2 separate regions of the Homo sapiens genome follow, and region 2 is linked to region 1. A link is a loop called in an ENCODE intact Hi-C map of the cell type or tissue named here. Cell type or tissue: natural killer cell. All regions are shown on one strand.

The links. Hi-C counts contacts between places; a loop is a spot of excess contacts. Peaks named below come from ENCODE experiments on the same cell type or tissue, not always from the same donor. Only the 100,000 strongest peaks of a DNase experiment are listed, where the experiment ranks them.
Region 2: it touches region 1 in a loop (5-fold over the local background); 3 of 110 quality-filtered maps call a loop at or near these places.

The regions. Positions count from the first base shown.
Region 1 is chrX:129,777,756-129,785,755 of GRCh38, forward strand. SASH3 (SAM and SH3 domain containing 3) reads left to right here and starts at 2,194. Exons shown (of 8, transcript NM_018990.4): 1 at 2,194-2,399. The coding sequence starts at 2,343. It overlaps LOC124905215 (a long non-coding RNA gene), which reads right to left and starts at 4,779. Exons shown (of 2, transcript XR_007068328.1): 1 at 4,708-4,779; 2 at 820-2,524. RefSeq lists enhancers at 1,945-2,104, 2,355-2,434, 2,485-2,544, 3,812-3,991, 4,102-4,151 and 1 more. In natural killer cell, no CTCF peak of the experiment used is centred here; DNase peaks (open chromatin) are centred at 997, 2,126, 3,596, 4,256 and 1 weaker place; H3K4me3 peaks cover 6,483 bases; H3K27ac peaks cover 7,591 bases.
Region 2 is chrX:130,082,709-130,090,708 of GRCh38, forward strand. All of the region lies in intron 1 of ELF4 (E74 like ETS transcription factor 4), which reads right to left. Among named protein-coding and RNA genes, the nearest start is that of ELF4, 24 kb to the right of the region's middle. RefSeq lists enhancers at 346-395, 2,116-2,375, 3,950-4,119. In natural killer cell, no CTCF peak of the experiment used is centred here; DNase peaks (open chromatin) are centred at 1,403, 2,393, 3,173 and 4,293; H3K4me3 peaks cover 3,667 bases; H3K27ac peaks cover 6,785 bases.

The sequences.
Region 1 (8,000 bases):
AGGAGATCTGGGGTGTGGAATCTTTTCATGAGTCTGCCTGGCCGACTGAGTAGGCCAAAGAATGTATGGTTTCAGCTTAGGGAAGAAAGATCTTATCTTCCCTGAGCTCACCCTGAAGGTTGGATGGTCAGAGGGCATAAAGCAGAATCGGAGAGGAAGTCACGAGAACATCTTGGGAACAGGGGTGGACAAGCCTAGTATTTCACAAGTACCACAGAATTGAAAGCCTTAAAAATGTGCATACCTTTGACCCCAGCAATTCCTCTTCTGGATATTTCCCCTACAGAAAAAAAACTATGGATGTGAATATTTACCATAAGTATGTTCAATGAATAATTTAAAAATTTAAGCCAACCCAAGTTCATCAGCAAGGGCTTGGTGAAATAAGCACGGCACATCCACACAATGGGATGTTCCACAGCCGTTATAAATTACGTAGTTGAAGACTATTTCATAGCATGAGACAATCTTGATACTGTGTTCAGCTGGACGTAGTGGCTCACGCCTGTAATCCCAGCACTTTGGGAGGATGAGGCAAAGAGGTCACTTGAGACCAGGAGTTCAAGACCAGCCTGGGCAACATGGTGAAACCCTGTCTCTACAAAAAATACAAAAATTAACCAGGGTGGTGGTACGCACCTATAGTCCCAGCTACTTGGGAGGCAGAGGCACAAGAATTGCTTGAACTCAGGAGGTGGAGGTTGCAGTGAGCCGAGATCACGCCACTGCACTCCAGCCTGGGAGACAGAGTGAGAGACTCCATCTCGAAAAAAAAACAAAAAAGATACTGTGTTTAGTGTGAAAAGCAGACACCAATAGTGTGAATTATGACCTTTTTTAATTAAAAAATTTTAAACAGCTTTATTGAGGTATAATGGAGCTACAATAAACTGCACATATTTGAAGTATACAATTTGATACGTTTTGACATGTGTATTCCCCCATGAAATCATCACCACAGTCAAGATAGTGAACATATTCATCACTCCTAAAAGCTTCCTGTTACCCTGTGTGATGTCTCCCTTCCCTTCTCTCCCCTCCCCTTCTCCCCAAACCAATTATCTGTTTTCTGAGCAGTATGATTTTTGTAAAAAGAAAAAAAATGTTTATAGACAGAGAGTAGATAGATGCTTAAAACAGTGTAGAGGACAATGATGGGAAATTTTGAAATTTTTTTTGTTTATGTGTTTGTGAAATTGTATGACAAATACAAGTTGCTTTTGTAATACCAAGAAGTTATTAAAGTTATTAAAATCTGCCACAGACAACCCACAAATTGAATATACTGCATAGGTGTTTGATAAATGCCTGTTGGATACTTGCTAGAGGTGTGGAGTTGGCTGTAAGTGCTTTTCAGCTGTGGTGGTGATAAATATACTCATGATGGCTGAGGGGTACTGACTGGAGGGGTGACTGCTCTAGTGATGATGGCTTTAGGTGTACTGATGGCTGTAGGAGTGATGGCTGCAGGGCTGATGGCTGCACGGATGTGATGATGGTTGTAGGAGAGATGACTGTAGGGACGATGGTTATAGGGGTGAGAGGGTCATGAGTGCGGTTGGCTGTAATGTCCAGAAGGGTGACAGCTGTAAGGATGATGGCTGGAAGGGTGATAGCAGCAATGGTGATGACTGTAGAGGTGATGGCTGAAGGATGTCAACTGTAGAGGTGATTACCATAGTGACAATGGCTATAGGTGTGCTGATGGCAGCGGGGATGGCTGCAGGCCTGATGGCTGTAGGGGTGATGGCTGTATGGTGATGGCTATTGATAGGAGTGATGGTAGCAGTGGTGATGGTCACAGGGGTGATGGTAGTGGTAGTGATGGCAGTGACGACCTTGAAGACGTGAGTTGACCGGGAGCATTGATCCAACAGGCAGCCAGATGGTCCAACTTCTGGTTTCTGGATTCTGGTCAGTGAGATAAAGGGCTTGGGTACGCCATATAATGTCGAGCTGATTGTCCACCTCTAGGAAGATGGAGCAGAAGGACTGATGATGATCGACATGAGACAACAAGGTAGGGACTTTCTCTGACTGTTCAACCCAAGAGCCGTCTGCATCAGAATCTCTGGAGACTGAAGCTTGGACTTCCTTCCTCCCTAGGGGCCGGCAGGGGCTGCGATTGCTGTAAGAGTAGGTCACGTGGCAGGGCTTCCTGTATGCTGCTGCTGCCGGGTGTCCATGGCCCGCACCCCCAAGCTGCCACTGCAGCAGTCAGAGTGGCAGCTGAAGGCTCGGTTCATGCCGTGCCCCCGGGCAGTTCTGGTGAGGCTAAGCAAGAGGCCTCTGCATCTTGACACCTAGGAGAGCAGGGACGGAGTCTCCCAGGGTGGAGGACCATGCTGCGCCGCAAGCCCTCCAATGCCAGTGAGAAGGAGCCCACTCAGAAGAAAAAGGTGAGGAGCATTTTGGGAACTCACATCTTCCTTTCCTCTGCTTGCTCGACCCATCCCTTCCAAGACTCTTGGAAGTGGGAAGAGCCAAAGGCCATATGTTGAGTCTGTAGGTGAGGGCCACTCACCTAGAAGGCAACGGGACAGGGACCCAAAGGTTAACAGAAGTACAGAAGAGATGTTTAAAATTCTGGAGCAACAGAGTTACAGAATAGATCCTTAGAAATCTAGAGTCATGCAATTCAACCCTAGAAGAATGGGAAAAAAGATCTAAAATTAGGGGCCAGAATCTTAGACTAGAATTTGAGAATAACAAAATACAATGCTTAAGCTGAACCCTAAGCTTGTACTTAACTATCTCTCCTCTACGCTGGTCCTGCTGCCACTTCTGCCCCGGCCACGGCCTCTCAGGAGCCATCTCACTCAAAGGGCCCTGCTGGGCTGCCCAGCTTGGAGCCATGATGCTCACAGGACTGCCACCCCCTCCTCCACTTTGGCCATGGCCCAGACCCTGCCCACTTGGCTCAGCTCTGTGGTAGCTCCCAGGCCCTACCCGAGATGGAGCCAACCTGGAGATGGGGGCCTGAGGCCATTCCAGTCTTGGGGGAAAAGGCATCCGGAAGTGCAGTGGGATGCAGGGGGCATACAGGTTCTTCCTGGGTGGGGAATGAGAAATTAAGTTGAGGTGGTGAGTAGGAGTGAAGGCTGAGGAGGGAGGATTTTAAAGGCCAGGAGGAAAAACAGCTGTCATGGATGGCTGAGGTGTTCATCCCCCTGGGGCAGAGACCGGACTGGAAGAATCCTTGAAGGCTGTGCCAGATCTAGGATTTTGTGGTTGAATTTGAGGATTTCCAGATTTCTTTGGTTGGGTTTGAGGATTTCTAGACCTAATTCTTTAATTCAATTGAAGGATTCTCCCAGACAATCAGCAAGTATATCCTACACATCCAATGGGATGCTAGGACAGTCCCAAAGCAGGCCTGAACTAGGTCCAAGAGGCCCAGGCTATCCCCCGCCAATTTTCCCTGGAACTCAGCCCAGGTGCCCTATGGTGGATCCCCCTTGTCAGGGGAGTAGCTCAGAGATGGAGGCCAAGGCAGCTGAAAGACTGAGACTCGGGGCAGTGGGGTGTGCATCCTGCCCCAGCTCTCAGGTCCTGGGGTGGCTGCCACTTCCGGCTGTATTCTCCCCACCCCAGCTGCTTCTCTAAGGTTGCAGTGGTGGTGGGCGGGGGAGGGGGGAGGTTCATGAATCTTCACACGGGCTCTGTCATCCCCGTCCAAACCCTGCAGGGTGCTAGGCCCAGCAGGACTGCCATTGGCTGCCACTCCTAAGAGAGCAGGGCCACTTCCCCTTGCTCTCTGGCTGGTGGGGGTGGGAAACAGAGATTGCTCTATAGACACTGCTAGGCCTCAAACCACAGGGGCGCTGAGCTGGAGGAAAGTGTGAGAAAGAGCTGACACTTTGACACTGGGACCCTGTGCCACATCAGGAAGACGTACCTAGGGGCACACAGAAGCCAGAAGTCCCCTTTTTCTTTCCCAGCTTCAATTACCCAGATTCTGTGTTCGGCAGGCAAGTGGGCCCCTGGGATTTCCCCAGGTCTCTCCCAGGAGAAGGGGTCCTTTCGGGGAGAGTAGTCCAGGCAAACCCCACCCCAACCCCTGCCAGAGCCGGTGCCAGCCTCCAGAGCTGGGATGAGCTTGCCTCCACACACTCTGCTAGCCCCAGACTATGGAAATGTCCCCCAGAAGCCAAGCTTCCAGAAGGTACAGAGCATCTTCCCCAGGCCCAGAGGCAGCGGGCTGGCTGAATCACTGCTAGTCCCTTCTTCTCAGAGGCTGAGATGACGTGGTGGAGAGGAAAGCACAAAGGCAAGAGAGGCCTCTTTCTCCTGCCCCTGCTTCTCCTCTTGGGCCTGCCAATGGAGAATGTGCCAGACAGGGGGCAAGAAAGCTGAGCTGGAATCCTACCACGCTCTAGCTGTAGGACCTTGGACAGCTCATTGACTTTCTTTGGGCCTCAGTTTCCTCGCCTCTGAAAAGGAGGATAACTCCTAATCTGCCCCCCTCAAGAGGTTGTACAGATCACCCAAAAGAATAGATGTGAGAGTACCCTGTCACAAGTGTGCACGTGCATACCACACAAGGGGGTGCCTGCTGTAGGCATGGGTGGGGATAGGGAGACACTGCAAAGAAGAATGAGCCATGCCCCCAGTGCTGGCACAGAGAACACAAGACTTAATAGTACTAAGAGCCACCACAGAGTGAGAGCTCATGGGATGCCAGGCACGGTGCTGTGCATCTCTTACCTTGTTCACTCCCCACGACAACCTGGTGAGGTAGGGGCAGATATTGTCATTATCCCTATTTGACACTTGAGGCTCACAGAGGTGAAGCAACTTGCTGAAGGTCACACAGCTGGGAAGCTGCCGAGCAGGGATCCAAGCCAAGATTTGTCTGACTCCAGAATCTTGACCCCTTCTCTCTCCACTCTCTTGTCCCCTTGTTGATCTCAAAGGCGCTAGAAGAGTCTGATGAGCATAAAAGATTCAACCCATCAGCAGGAGAGCTCCGTGGGGCAGACCCAGATAGCTGTGGAATGAGTGACCTTCCAGCCAGCAGAGCAGAGGAGGGTGCGGGCCCTCTAGAATGGTAGGGCTAGGACATGGCGCCTCCCATGGATCGTGAAGGATTGGAGAGGCCCCAGGGTTGGGAGACAGACCTCTTAGCTGCCCTTTGGAGACTTTCACTTCCTTCAAGTTCTTGCTCTGCAAGCCCTTTGATCTGATTTCACCCAAAGGCCAGTGTTGGGGTATAGGAAGTGGAGAGGGATTTTTCCTGGACTTGGTTCCCCTAAGGATGCTCCTACTCTACCACATCCCCACTTTCTCCATGGCTCCCTTCCTACAGCACACCTCTAGTATGACCCCCACACCCTGCCAGCATGCACTTTGTATTTTCAGTGGCTCCTCACTGCCCACAGGATACATGCCCTTGGCCTGGCGGGCAAGAGCCTTCCATAGCCTTTTCTACTCCCCCACCCACCATCCCATCATCAGGCTCTCAACGTCTCTAACTTTCATTCTTGTTCAAACCCTTCCGAGCTCCACCTGGAGAAATCCTGCCTCCCCTGCATGGCCCAGCTCAGATATACCTCCTCCACAAAGCCCCGCCAGAGCCCTTCCCCCTCTGCACTCCCACCTGCTTTCCTAGGAGCTCTGTTCAAAAACCACCTGCATGCCATCACCACTACACTCAATCCACTGCTAACTTCTACACTGGTGGGGCGGGGCAACAGCATGAGCTCTGAGGTAGCACGAGCACAGCAACATACTTGGGTTTCCAGAGTCATAGACCTGGGTTTGGAGGCTTGCTCTTCCTAAGACCAGCTGCGCCACCCTGCCTAGGGCACTTCATTTCGCATCTTGGTCTCCTCTGCTTCGAGGTGCGAATATGATGCGGGGCTGCGATGAGGCTGGAGTGAGCTGGCACACAGGAAGTGCTTGGCAGGACACGGGCATGCGGGAGGAGTTTAGACCCTCATTGCTGGATTCTCACACACACAGAGGTAGGGCCTAGAGCTCACAGGGTGCTCAGTATATGCCTGATACCCTGAAGGAGCAGAGGGGGTAGCTCAGGAGACCACTGGGGAAAGCCAAGTTTGCTCAGGAAGTAAGGGAAGAGGATGCTGGCTGGGGCAGTGTGGACCTCTGAGAGATTGATCAGGGCATGGTTTCTGCATGGATGCTGCCTTTTAAGCTGGAATTGAAAAATCTTTCCATAGAAGTATAATATCCATACAGAGAAGTGGATAAATCATAATTGCGCCACCGAATGAGTTTCTATAATGTGAACATCCCCATGTAGACAGCACTTAGATCAAGAAACAACACTCTCAGAAGTCTAGAAGCTTCCCTCATGCCCCTGCCAGTTACTACACCCCCCCCTTCCCCCAGGGCAACCGCTATCCTGACTTCCAACAGCACAGGTGAGCTCTGCCAGGCTTTGAACTTACAGGGGGAACCATATCGTGTATATATACTCTTTGGTGGCCAGCCCCTTTACTCAACCATATGTTTGTGACACTCATCCATACTGTTGGGAACAGTTGTACTGTCTCCTACCTGGGTACTATTCTTTTGTGTGACTCTGCCACAATTAATTTATCCATTCTACAGATGATGGGCATTTGCGGGTTTTCCACTTAAATTGGAAGGGTGAGAAACTACGGCTGACAGAGAGAAGGGCAGAGTATTCCAGGTGGGGAAATGCCCAGGGTAAGAGGCTGGAGGTGGGGTGTAGGAAAGAGTAAGCATAAACCTACATTCCACAAGGGACTGCCGTGTCAGACAATGTTCCAAGCACTGTAGGCGTACTCGCTCATTTCATCCTCACAACAGCCAGATGAGGTCGGTGCTTTTGTCTTCATTCCACTAATGAGGAAACAGAAACCTAGAGAAGTTAAGAAACATACCCAGTTTACACAATCAGTGGCAGAACCAAGATGGGAACACTTGCCCTGATGTGAAGTGGGCTTCAGAGAGGTTCGATAACTTGCCGGAGGTCACAAATCCAGAGTTGAACTTCTGAGAAAGCTTCCCTCATGCCCCTGCCTGTCACTACATGCCCCCTTTCTCCCACAGTAACCACTATCCTGACTTACAATAGCATAGGTGAGTTCTGCCAGGCTTTGAACTATAATTATACAGGGGGAACCATATGGTGTATATATACTCTTTGGTGGCCCTACATTTCAAATGTATTGTATATTACATTTGAAATATATATTGAAATATATATTGTTGAGTATACTCAATGTATATTTCAAATGTAATATACAATACAATACATATATACAATACAATACATATATACTCAACAATATATATTTCAATATATATTTCAAATGTAATATACAATACATATATACTCAACAATATATTTAGTATATTTCAAATGTAATATACATTTGAAATGTAGCTCTTTCCAAGAGGCCCACACATTCCCCTGAGCCATGAAGTGAAAAGGGGGCCAACAGTGTATGGTACCACCTCCCCCGTCAGGCACGACTCCCAGGAAGTCCTCACTCCAAAGGGAAGCCAGCAGAAAAGCCAGCCAGGCTCAAGAATTTCAACTCAACCCTGAATGGGGGTCACCTCTCTCTGAAAGGCGGTCAAGATACTTGGGGCTGTCCCTGAGGTTGGAGGTAGGCTTGGCAAAATGCCACCCTGGAGGGCCCTGAAACTCGATCACCCAAAGAACATGTGTTTGTCCTTTCCATCTCCCTGGGCTGAGAGTAGCCAACTGGGCCCAAGACCCAGCACCATCTCTATAGTCCTTTGTGATTATCTCCTCCCACTTTGGACTAAAACTGAGACAGAGGGACCCTCGCACAAGGGTCTGGGAGCCAAAGGCCTTTCCTCCCAGCCCCCAGACTGCAGATTAATGACAGGAAAAGGCCTTGGGAAAGAGCTGCAATTAGAGGGCAGGCAGGCAGTGAATTTACTCTTCCCCAACAAAGCCGACTTCCGGCCCCATGCCTGCCCTCCTGCTTGCTTTCCAGCCTCACCAGTCCCCAGGGTTTCAGGGGCGACTCTTAGCC
Region 2 (8,000 bases), 300 kb after region 1:
GCCCCAGCCCTCCCACCTCCCTCCTCGCCAGCCAGCTCTGCTCCTCCACCCCATCACTGGAGCTTCTCCACTTCCAGGCGCCACGTCTTTGGTCCCCTGGGCTCGGTTCTGAGTGTGTGGATGTGCGTGTGGGTGTGTCCATGCACCATAGCAGAAGCCACACACTGCACTCCACCTCCTTGACACTCCCTTGGCAGTGCCGGGGTGGGCAAACCTTATCCTGGCCCGGAAAGAAATGAGGAACTTCAGAGAGGGGCAAAGGGGAGGAAAGGGAGGGGGACCACGGTGACCTCCCTGATGACCGCTCTCCCCCACAGGAGACACCCAGGCCTCTCCTACTTCCTTTCCGTTAGCCCACAGGGCTGGCCGTGCCTTTGCCCCACCCCCACCCTCACCCTCACCCCCACACCTTTCCACCCACCCCAACAAAAAGTCGGGAGAAGTCGCTCAACTCAACCTCTCAGGTCTGAATTTCCCTTTGGACGAGTGAGAGGCTGAGTACTGGGAGGAGGCGCCTGGGAAACTGCAGCCCTTGCCCCAGGTTCACTCCTCCCACCACCACCCCACCCCCACCAGACCCTGCCTGCGACCCATTCTCCACTGGTCTGTGAAGCCTCCCAAGGCCATTTATGCTTGGAAGGTCTGTCCCCCCTGCCCCCCCAGCCTAAGCGCCCCAAGGCTTGCATTCCACAGCAGCTCCCGCCCTCCCACAGGCCTTCTGCCTGCCCCCAGGAAACATTCTCATACTAATCAAATTAAAGGTGATCACTTTCACCTAATCCCACTTTGTCTAAACATGAAACTCCTGTGTGTGTCCCTTCCCCCAAGGTCACTCGCTGTAGCCCTTCCCTTCGGGCTTGCTCATCTCTTCTTTCCAGATCAGGATTTCATGTTTGCGAGTTCACTGCTGGTGCTGTCTGCCTGGGCTACTTTTATGTACCTTCCTTACCTCCCCCATAAGACAGGGGCTTCCTTGAGGGCAGCAACAACTGTGTTGGACATTGATGAAACCTTAGCACCTTGCATCATGTATGGCATGTAACAGACACTCAATTTGTGTTTGTGGAATGAATGAAGGGATGAATGGGTGGATGGGTGGGTGGGTGGATGGCTGGATGGATGGCTGGATGGATGGATGGATGGATGGATGGATGGATGGATGGATAGATTGGTGGTATGGGTCAGTCAGCATCTGTGAGGTGTGTTTTCTGGGCAACGTTTATCTGTATACGGTGGATGCGGGTAGGTGTCACGTACTCTGCCTTACACGAGAATGAGCAAAATGTGCATACCTTCTGGGGTGACCTCTGTATGTTTTTGCATTGTCATTTACCCAGGTGCGCTATTTGCGTTGGTTGTGGGTGTGCAAGCGCACTGTAGGTATATGTGTGTGCAGGGTGTGTGCATGTGTCCCAAGCGTGGAGACGTGTGCACGAGAGCCTCTGTGTGTCAAAGGGCTGCCCTGGTCTGGCCAGCAAAGCCGCAAGCTCAGTTGTCAGTTCCTCCTCCGGGCCAGCCTCAGCTGCCTTCGTGAGAATGACAAACCTGAGCTAATGCTGGCTGGAAGTGGCTGTGCTGAAGATGGGGGTGGGGTTCTCAGGAAGAGAATGCCAGGCCCAGCTAGATATGTGGCCCATGGGTCCCGGGGATGAGACCCCCAAAGTCCATGTGCCAGGGAGCTGGTGGGGGAGGGAGGCAGCCAGGGCCCTGCACTGCATTGAATGGAATCCTTGGTCACCAATGCAGAGAGGTTTGAAATCAAAGAGAGACGATTCCCAGGGCATTCTTTTCTGTGTCCACATATTGAGGTAGCAAAATCCAGGACTTGGTGGGTGCAGGCTTTGCTGCCTCGGGATTGTGAGGTATTGTGAAGCTATACCCAGCACCCGAGGCTCATCCTGGTGATCGTCTACCCTGAGCCTGAAGCTAAGGTCTTGAAGGGGTGGAGGGGGAGGAAGTAGCTGTCCTACTCTTTTGGCCAAGGCTGAGAAACCATCCGCCCTAACCGTCCAGTCCAGAAAGTTTCCCCCTCCCCCTTGAGATGTTTGAGGATTTGAAAGTGAGAGGTGGAGAGAGGCTCATTTGCATGTTCACTCACTCTCCCCAGCAGAGGAGTGAACCCCCCCTTCAGTCCTTCAAAATAACCTCCTTCTCCCAGGAACCCGAAACCAAAGATGCCACCATCATAGGAGGTGCGCCCTGTGGGCCAGGGAGGCCCCCACCAGGGGCTCCCTTCTCCAGTGGGCCCTTTGGCTGGGACGCAGCTTCAGTAGCCTAGAGCCCTGGATGCTGCCTCCCCAGCAAGTAGACAAATCAGGGAGCACACACGGACACTTGGCTCGGGGAATTGAGGAGCCTGTGAACCCTTAGTAACTGGTGGTGAATTCCCCTACCCTGCCCCATGCTTGCACAGCTCACAGCTTGCTCCAGTCACAGTCCCCTCGCAGGGTGGCAAGAGCTCCACTCCCTTCACACCCTTTGAGGCCCTACAGGGTCTCTGACTCCCAGCGCCTGTCTTACTTGGGCCAAAAGCAAAGCCTTTGCGAGAAAGTATGTGCCCCTGGGTGCCCTCTGAGTGTATGGACCTTAAGAGGGAGTGTGCAGGCAAAGGCGCCGACCTCCTGGCCTGCAAATACACACCTCTGTGGCTCTGACTGCATTTCAAAACCGAAGCAAAATAGAAGTGGTTTGGGCTGCTCCTGTGTCACAACTCGGCCCCCTTTAGATGCACAGACCCTTCCTGGGGCTGTCACTGAAACATACCAAGCAGTGTCCAGCAACCACTCATCTGGGCCTCCCTTACAGGAAATAGCCCCAATGTGAAAGCCACGTCCACAGTCTCCGTGGAGTGAGTTTAAATCTACACCCTTTCAGCTGAGCCAATGGCTCTCACAGAATTGCTGGTAACACCCGTGGCATTTTCGCACATGCCAGGAAACATGGAGGCCAGATGGTCAGCTGGGCCACAAAGCACAATTCTCCTTCTCCGGTTCCTTGTCCCCTTGGAGCCAGCTCTCACTCCTGAAATACCTCATCCTCCATGAAACCTTTCTGGAATTCTCTGGAAAGGAAGTGACAATTTCCTTCATGCCATTTCCCACTCCCTCAACACCCCTCCCCCACAACCACAAGCAAAATGGAAACTACCCCAGGAACAGCTGTACCCTCGACTGAAAAACAGCCCGTCCTCAGGCGAATAGTCATCAAGCAGGGAACTGCCTGCTGTACCATGTGACCAGTGGCGTGGATTTAAGAGACAGAAGGCCAGAGTCAGGACTATATCCAGTCTGTAGTCCTGAACAGAGCAGAATTCACCCATCCACAGGACTTGAACCCCAAACCTCAGTCCAGTTATGGCTGGACTCCAATGAGTGAGCTAACCCTCCTACTTAAGCAAATGCCCAGTGAAGGGGCCCTAGTCACCGCTATTTTGTCAGCTCTTTCTCCTATTCCTTTCTTTCTACCAGCCACTCCATTTGAGATGAAACCAGGAAGAGGGAGGGAAAAAAGAAAGGTTTTGCAAGCTCTGTTGGTTGGGGTTTCTCTGTGCTTATTTACAAGAAACCCAGTTTCCTTCCTTGCTCCTCTGTCACCACCTGATTCCAGCATAGGGTTTCTCCCAACTCTGATGGTGAGGTGGGCCCAGGGTTCTTCCCCAGTTACAGCCCCCGCTCTCACACCCTGCTCAGCTCGCCTCTTCCCCTACCTTCTTTGCAGGCCTTGATCTGTCCCAGAGGAGGAGTGATTAGATGGCAGGTCCCAGGCAAAGAGATGCTTTTTCCTCTTTCTCCAGGGGACCCACAGCCCACCCACAGTGTAGACTGCCTAGGGCCGGGGAGGAGGAGGGAGGCGTTCTGGCTGCATCCTAGCAAGATGTGTGACCATGGAAAAGTCGGCCATCTTTCTGGGCTGTGGTTTCTGTCATCCTTCGAGCAGGTGAGGGTTGTGAGTAATCCAGGCTTAGCAGGTGCTCACCAGGGAGTCTCGGGTGAATAAAGATGGCAGTGGAAAAGCACTTTGAAAATTAAAAAGCGTTCATCCAGATGATGAGTTTCAGGTGACCTCCCAGAGAGCAACAGGGGCTGTGGGCCCCATTAAGCTCCAGACGGTGGACCCCACTGGCTCCAGAATACACAGGGTGGGGCTGGAGGGTTCCAGTTGTTGGGTGGCAAGGGGCTGACTCCTTGCCTGGGCTGGGGACCTGGCAGGGAGGGAGGAGCAGGCTGCTGCGGCTGGTGCAGCGCACTGGATCCCCTGTCCTCACCCCGCCCCAGCACTTTGGGTTGTGGTTATGTGGCAAGAAAGAGCACTACACTACAGAAGCCCCATAGGGGAGGAAGAGGAGGGGGAGGGTTAGTGACAAAGAGAACCTATTTCCCCAGCTGCTCTGAGAAGGCCAAAAGAGCACCCCCTGGAAGTGCCTGCGGCCACCACATCACCATCTCTAGTGCTTCATGCACGAAGCACAGGACAGTGGCACTAAGCCAATGACGGGAGAACCCACTGCAGGAAAAGGGAGAAACCCAAGTGTGGGGCAGCCACTAAACCCCAGTATAACGGTCTGCCAGCTCCAGCCTAGGAGAGCCCCCAGAAGCCCCTGCAGATCCTAAGATCATCGGCTTTCCAGCTAGAAGCCCCAGCTCTGCCTTGGGGTTGAGGCAGGTCACTTTCCTCTTTTGTAAAACAGGGATCTCCTATTTAGCTCAAGGGGTTGTTGCAAAAGGCCAATGAGCTAATGTAGGCAAAAGCTCTCTGTTAGCCCGAAACGTGTTTTTCTTTTTTTATTTTTTGAGACGGAGTCTCACTCTGTCACCCGGGCTGGAGTGCAGTGGCGCGATCTCGGCTCACTGCAACCTCCGCCTCCAGGGTGTGCCTCAGCCTCCTGAGTAGCTGGGATTATAGGTGTGTGCCACCACGCCCGGCTATTTTTTTTATTTTTAATAGAGATGGGGTTTCACCATGTTAGCCAGGCTGGTCTTGAAATCCTGACCTCAAGTGATCCACCCGCCTCAGCCTCCCGAAGTGCTGGGATTACAGGCGTGAGCCACCGCGCCTGGCCAGTGTGTTTTCCAATTCCCTGGTCTGATTCGTTACTCTGGGGCTGTGGTAGTTCATTAAACATTTAGCATGTCTTTACCTAGATATAGAGGAAGAAAGGGAAATGGAGGTGGCGGGATGAAATGAAGGCTGAGGGGACAAAAGCAACAAATATAAAATGTATGGTAGAGAGAAGAAACCAGTTTGATTAGAGGGAGAGAGGAACATTGCTTGGGAAGCTGGATAAGTGGATCCCTGGAACTGTGGAATGAGAACTTAATATGGAAAGCGACTGTGAGTTACTGTAGATTCTTGAGCAAGGGAGGGGCATAACAAGCAGCCCTTTAGGAAGGGCAGTTTGGTCTGGGTATAAGAGTGGGTCTGAGGCAGGAGAATCACTTGAACTCAGGAGGCGGAGGTTGCAGTGAGCTGAGATCGCGCCACTGCACTCCAGCCTGGGCGACAAGAGTGAACACTCCATCTCAAAAAAATAAATAAATAAATAAAATAAGAGTGGGTCTGTGAGTGGAGGAGATGGAGGGAGACCAGGTAGGGTAGCTGGAACCAGGAGGTGAATCCCAGAGCCACCCCAAAGTAAAGAAATTGATGGACTATGGGGAGATACAGTAGCTGTAGAGACCCCAAGATGTGCAGGGTGTTCTCGCTAAGAATGTTAAAAGATATTGCCGGGTGCGGTGGCTCATGCCTATAATCCCAGCACTTTGGGAGGCCAAGGAGGGTGGATCACCTGAGGTCAAGAGTTTGAGATCAGCCTGGCCAACACAGCAAAAGCCCGTCTCTACTATAAATACAAAAATTAGCCGGAGTGTGGCGGCGTGCACCTGTAATCCCAGCTATTCGGGAGACTGAGGCAAGAGAATCGCTTGAACCTGGGAGGGGGAGGTTGCAGTAAGCTGAGATCGCGCCACTGCACTCCAGCCTGGGTGACAGAGCGAGACTCCATCTCAAAAAAACAAACACTGACTAGAGACTAATTAAATTCATTAGTGGGTTTTTTAGAAGCTGGGATAATCTATGTTGGTACCCACAGGATATTAAGTCAGATAACTTTTATTGAAGGGACAGTGTTCTTTGTCAAGGTCCCTGCCAGCCCAGTGTGTGTCCTAGAAACTAACGTGAAGCCTCCTTGCTCAGATCTGGAACTTTCCTGGGCAGCAGGGGCCATGGTGTGGTTGCTGCCTGCTTGGCACTGGCTGCCCCTCCCAAATGCGCCCTTCTGCCACTGGCCAATCCCCAGGCCAGCAAAAGCAAAGGACAGTACTTCAGGCACAAGAGCAGTACTCCAGCATCCCTTTCACAGAAGGGAGGGGTGCCAGAAAGGATGAGGTGGGAAGACAGCCTACCAGGGCCTGGCCAGACAGGGAGGGCAGCCTCGGCTCCAGAAGTCATCGAGAGCTCCTGGGGTTCCTCCTTCTCTCTCACCGGCACGATTAAAACCTCTCCTCAAGTTAGAAGGCCAGGTGCGGTGGTACACACCTGTAATCCCAGCACTTTGGGAGGCCGAGGCAGGTGGATTGCTTGAGCTCAGGAGTTCGAGACCAGCCTGGGCAACATGGCAAAACCCTGTCTCTACTAAAAAAAAAAATACAAAAATTAGCCAGACGTGGTGGCACACGCCTGTAGTCCCAGCTACTCAGGAGGCTGAGGTGGGAGGATCGCTTGAGCCTGGGAGGTGGGGGCCCCAGTGAGCTGAGATCGCACCACTGCACTTCAGCCAGGGCAACAAGAGTGAGACCTCAGCTCAAAAAAAAAAAAAAAAAAAAAAAAAAAACACCTCTCCTTGAGTCAGAGTCCCAGGATATCAAAGTTATAAGAGACCTGAAAGATCATTGCATCCATCCCTCTTATCATCCAACTTCTGCTACCATAGGAGAGGAAGTGACTTGCTCAAGGTGACACAGCTAGTTGCACTGTGACTCCCAAGTGACTCTTCTTCCTTGCCTCCTTCCTTGCTCATTGTCTCCTGGCATCCTCAAAAAAGCAACCCTTTCCTCTGGCAAGAACACACAGCAGTCAAAGATTCAGGGCTGGCCAATAACAATGAAGCCACGGCTGGGCGTGGTGGCTCATGCTTGTTATCCCAGCACTCTGGGAGGCCAAGGCGGGCAGGTCACTTGAGGTCAGGAGTTCGAGATCAGCCTGGCCAACATGGTGAAACTCTGTCTCTACTAAAAAATACAAAAAAATTGTCTGGACGTGGTGACTCATGCCTGTAATCCCAGCACTTTGGGAGGCCGAGGCAAGCAGATCACCTGAGGTCAGGAGTTCAAGACCAGCCTGGCCAACATGGTGAAACCCCATCTCTACTAAAAATACAAAAATTAGGGCCAGGCGTGGTGGCTCACGTCTGTAATCCTAGCACTTTGGGAGGCCGAGGCAGGCGGATGATGAGGTCAGGAGTTCAAGACCAGCCTGGCCAATATGGTGAAGCCTTGTCTATAATAAAAAATACAAAAATTAGCCAGGTGTGGTGGCGCCCTCCTGTAGTCCCAGCTACTCAGGAGGCTGAAGCAGGAGAATTGCTTGAACCCGGGAGATGGAGGTTGCAGTGAGCCAAGATCACGCCACTGCACTCCAGCCTGGGCGACAGAGCAAGACTCTGTCTCAAAAAAAAAAAAGAAGAAGAAGAAGAAGAAGCCACACACATGCAGGGCACATTGAACCTTCACAGTGCCTTCCCCACCTCCACAGTGCCTTCCCCACCTCCACCTCCGTGCCTGTGTTCACACTGTCCCCCAGGCCTGACAGGCCCTTCTTCAACTTCTGCAAGCCCAATGCCCACAAGTCCTTCAAGATCTGAAGCAAATGTCACCTTCTTTTCAAAGCCTTCCCTGCTTCCTCCCCACCTGGCACACTCTCTCCTCCTCCTCATGACACCTTAGCTTTACTTCTTAGACCAAAGCAGGGGTTCATAAACTATGGCTCATGTGCCAAACCCAGCC